Regions from separate parts of the Homo sapiens genome. Here region 1 is linked to region 2. Evidence: chromatin loops called from intact Hi-C (ENCODE). Cell type or tissue: PC-3. All regions are shown on one strand.

What was found. A loop is a pair of places that touch in the nucleus more often than their neighbours do. Peaks named below come from ENCODE experiments on the same cell type or tissue, not always from the same donor. Only the 100,000 strongest peaks of a DNase experiment are listed, where the experiment ranks them.
Region 1: a loop joins it to region 2, with 3 times the contacts of the local background. A loop is called at or near these places in 1 of 110 quality-filtered maps.

The regions. Positions count from the first base shown.
Region 1 is chr2:185,856,492-185,858,991 of GRCh38, reverse strand. No RefSeq gene overlaps it. Among named protein-coding and RNA genes, the nearest start is that of FSIP2-AS1, 58 kb to the right of the region's middle. In PC-3, no CTCF peak of the experiment used is centred here; no DNase peak of the experiment used is centred here.
Region 2 is chr2:185,745,347-185,747,846 of GRCh38, reverse strand. FSIP2 (fibrous sheath interacting protein 2) reads right to left here. Exons shown (of 23, transcript NM_173651.4): 5 at 2,279-2,418; 6 at 1,037-1,178; 7 at 424-534. Among named protein-coding and RNA genes, the nearest start is that of FSIP2-AS2, 6.1 kb to the right of the region's middle. In PC-3, no CTCF peak of the experiment used is centred here; a DNase peak (open chromatin) is centred at 1,206; H3K4me3 peaks cover 1,474 bases; H3K27ac peaks cover 2,070 bases.

The DNA of each region.
Region 1 (2,500 bases), 110 kb before region 2:
TGAATTCCTCACGAATGGCTTGGTACCTTCCCCACAGTAATGAGTTTATGTGAGATTTTGTTGTTTACATGAGGCTGGCATGTCTCATTCCCTTTTATGCCATATGGCACACCTGCTCTCCCTTTGCCTTCTACTATGAGTCAAACCTTCCTGAGAACTCACCAGAAGCTGAGGAGATGCTAGTGCCATGCATGTATAGCCTGCAGAACCTTCAGCCAAATAAAACTCTCTTCTTTATAAATTACCCAGTATCTTTTACAACAATGCAAAATAGACTAATATACATTCTTACATTAAAAAATATTTATTTCAGGTCCGTAGAAACATAATTTGTGTGTGTGTGTATGTGTGTGTGCGCGTGTGTGTATCTTGCATAATGGACATTTGCTGAATTTGTTTGTTAGCTCTTTTAGCCTTTTTGTGGATTCTTTTGGATTTGCTATATACACAGAATTTTTCTTCTCATCTGAAAATAGACACAGTTTGACTTCTTCCTCTCCAATTTCGATGCATTTCATTTTTGTAAATGTCTAATTGTTCTGGTTGAAATTTGTAATAAGTTGTTGAATAGCTGTGGTTAAACATTAAAACTTTCCAACAAAGAAAAGTCCAGGAAGAGATGAATTCACTGGTGAGTTATACCAAACATTTAAGAAAAAATTAACACCAATTCATCTCAAAATCTTAAGAAAATAAAAGAGGAAAGAACACTTCTTAACTCATTCTAGGAGGTCAGCATTACCTAGATATTAAGCCATATAAAAACATTACAAGAAAACAAAATTAAACACTGATATTTCTTGTGAATATAGATAGGGAGAAAACTAACAAAAATGCTATAAAACTAAATTTGACAGCATATTAAAAAGATTTTAAACTACAACTCAGTGGGGTTTATCCCAGAAATGCAAGGGTTGTTCAAATTAAGAAAACCAATCAATTTAACACACCATGGTAGGGGTTAATAGCACTCCCTCAAAATAGTTAAAGTTTCAATCCCCAGTAACTTATAATGTGGCTTTATTGGGAAATAGGAGTCTTTGTTGATGTAATTACTAGTTAAGATGAAGTCACACTGGAATAGGTGGGTCCCTAAACCAATGTAACTGATGTTCTTATTAAAAAGGAATGTGATGTGAAGAGAAAGACACACACCAAAAGGAAAATACCATGTGAATACTTGTGTCAAGACAAGCAGCTACCAGAAGCTTGGAGAGAAGCCTGGAACATATACTTTCCTGTGCCTCCAGAGTGAGCACAATCATACCAGCACTTTGATCTCAGCATTCTTGTCTCTAGAACTGGGACAATAGATTTATATTTTTTCACCCATTTAATTTGTGGTACTTTGTTATAATAGCCCTAGGAAACTAATACACGCCACATTAATACAATTAAGAGGAAAAACAACATGGTCATCTCAATTGAGGCAGAAAAGACATTTGACAAGAACTACTACTCTTTCATGGCAGGAACCATCAGGAAACTAGAAAAATAAAGAAACTTCATCAATATAATAAAGGAGATTTATAAAAATTCCGAAGCTAGCATCACATTAGTGATAAAGTTTACTCAACATTTCGTCAGTCTAGCTAAAGGTTTGTCAATTGTGTTGATATTTTCAAAAACACAATTTTCTACTTCATTGATTTTATTATTTGTCTATTCTCTACTTTATCTCTACTCTAATCCCTTATTTCATTCTTTTGAATAGCTTTGAGTTTATTTTGCTCTTATTTTTCTACCTCAACATGTAATGTTAAGGTTATTGATTTTATATATATTATTAATTAATGTAGACGTTTACTGCTATAAATTTCCCAGTGAGCACTGCCTTTGCTGCATTCCACAAGCTTTGTTATGTTTTGTTACTATTTATTATAATTTTTCTAAAAATTTATATGAATTTTCTGACCCCCATTGTGATCTCTTCTTTGACTCTATTGATTAATAGTGTGTTGTTTAACTTTCAAATATTTGTTAAATTTTTCATTTTTCCTATACTTATTGATAACTAACATCATTCCATTTTGTTTAGAAATGCTACTTTGTAAAATTCTACATTTTAAAATTTATGGAGGTGTGTTTTGTGACATAACATATGGTCTATTCTGAAGAATGTTCTAGGTACACTTGTGTATTCTGCTGTTGTTGAGGGAAATGTTCTATATATCTACTAGGTCTCATTGGTTTATAGTTTTGTTCAAGATCCTCTAATTACTTATTGGTCAGTCTAGATGTTTATTCATTATTGAAAGTGGTATATTGAACTTATTTAAGAACTATTTATCCACTGAATTCTGACCATTTCATCAATATGTAGTGTCATTCTTTGGTCTTGGAACAGTAGGTGACCAAAAGTCTATTTTGTGTGATATTAGTATAGCCACCCAAAGTTTCTTTGGGTTAATATTTTCGTGGAATGTGTTATTCCATTCTTTTTTGAAAAATTTGTTTCTTTGGATCCAGAGTAAGGCAGCATATAGTTGGATCATGTTTT
Region 2 (2,500 bases):
GTGGTGGTAGGATTTTTCTCTTTCTTTTTATTGATTTACACTCTAAATCACAAAATCTTATATATTATTAAAGATAAAAAGTTAAGCTAAATAAAATTAACTGGTGAGGAAAAATTGAGAAATCTGACAAAGAACTGCTAGTTCTAAAAAAAGTTAATCAGTCATTTAATTTTTTCATAGTAATTACAAGTATGGTTTATGGTGTAAAAATAAAGCCAAAAATAGTTATATCACATAATAGAGCAGTACTTTTTATATGATAGTCAAAAATACTAAAAATGTCCATAACTTGCAGTTTTATATCATGCATATCATTTGGAGTAACTGGGCAACAGTCATCTCACAAAGTGATTTGTACTTCAAAAAACCAAAACAAAATCTTCTCTTCGAACAGCTCAAGTTAGAGGTTAAAGCTCACCCTACCTTCCTGTCACTCTCTTCTCTGTTTCTATGCTGTTGTTCTTCTATCCTCTCTTCTCTTTTAACATCTTCTGCCATCCTTGTCAGAAGTAACATCTCTTTTGTCTTCCATTCCTAGAAATCACAATGTTACTGCACTTGGTGTGTGTGCCTTTCACAACAATATCTTTGTATTTTGTCCCACCAAAAAGTATATTAAACAAGTCAGGGCCTAACAGAAATCAGGTTAAGCATAATGAAAGGCATACGTTCGGTTTAGAATATACTTTTCTTACTACACTCTTATTAGGAATGCAAATATGATACTTTTTACTAAAGCTAAATTTCAAAAAAATTTTGTCTCCACAATAAGGGCATTAAGAGAGTTAAATAGTGTCTAGTTAACTTTCTAACTGTTCTTTAAGAGCAGAAATTGGCTTATATACGTACTTTGTGGTATCCACCTCATTATTTTATGTAACAACTTGTATATTATAGCTATGAAGAAAATTTAATGGTAACAAATTATTTTGAACTGAAATGACTTCAAGCAGCACAATGTACAGTTAAAATTATTTACAAATGCAACAACTGTACACAATTTTTCTGTTAATATTTTAAAGTTGTTGTCTCTCACCTCTTCTATTTTTCTACGAAGAGTAAGTTTTCTTCTTGTGTGTTCCCGCTGTCGTCTTTCTTCTCTATCCATTAGGAATAGGCGTTGTTCTTCTGCTGTGCGTTCAAGTTGTTCTAGTTTTCTACTTATCATATCCAAATATCTGAGTAAGAGTGCAAATATTGCTAAAGGTGAATTGGCTGTTTCTTTTATGATGGCATCATCTGCTATGCCATTCCCAAACCACTTCCTTGCTTGCCTTTCATTTCTTGAACTACAAGAATTTTACTGTTTTTCTGTCAGTCCTGTTTATAAACCTTTAAAACAGCCTAACCCACCAGCTCACCATGTTTTACTTATTATAAGGTCTCTCCACTACACAAGTATCTGATATAATGGCAAAGATAATGGTAAAAAGCAGAGCAAAGTTACTCAAAACATTTTGCACAGTAAGCATTCATAACTCAGTAGGTTTAAGAATATGACCTTGCAAAAAAGGCTGAAATAACTGAAACAGTAACTTCAAATGTGGAAAAAAAAAAACAGTCCATTTGAATTCTCTAAGAAAAACTGGGCACTGGGTTCCTTGTAATTTACAAGTCCTTGAACAAATCTCTCATCTGTAGTCTGGATCTCTGGTACATCAATATGTATTATGGCAATAATACCATATAATGAAACCATGGAATGAATATAAAAGTCAGGTAATAAAAGTCAGCCCAATTCCTTACTGCATCCCTAGTGAAGGAAAAAGAACTATAACATCCTTTACTTCCTAAGAAATGGGCTTGTCCATGGAATGGCCATGATTGAATATGACTGAGTCATATTTAAATGAGCTTACAATCTTTTTTATAGACAGCACATATTTATATATTGGCATCAGTTATTCCAAACTTACTTTTTTTGACTTTGCACTAACTTCCTCAAAAAATGCTGTCAGTTCTTAAAGATGAATCTTAAAAAGCTGTTACTGTTTGAATATATTGTTTGAATATATTGTTTCTATATTCTAATATAGAAAGATTTTGAATCTAATTTTTCTTTCAATAACCAGTTTGGCTTATCCCTTGGGCGTCCAGCAACCCTAACCCCTCTGGTAGAAAATTCTTCCACCTCTTGGTTTCACTTCCTTCCTCTACACTCTGAGGGATCCAGGAGAATGGTGTCCAGTACTTAAATTGTCTTCAATTCTTTCTAGTATTTTCCAGCTTATTTGGGTCCACAACATACCCATAAAATATGCCTCAACTTTAATCTTACCTATGCCTCATCAGCCGCTCCTGGTCCTTAATAGATTCAGTGCCCTCCTTTAACAACCAGTTTTGGACTTGTGCAACATCACAATGTTGAGGGATTTGATTGTTTTCCGGTATGTTATGTAGTTGTTTTGCAAGTATTCTCTATTTAAGAAATGTGTGTATTACATATATATAATGCTTTTTACATTTCCCAGAAATAAAACCATTTAAATTTATATATTTT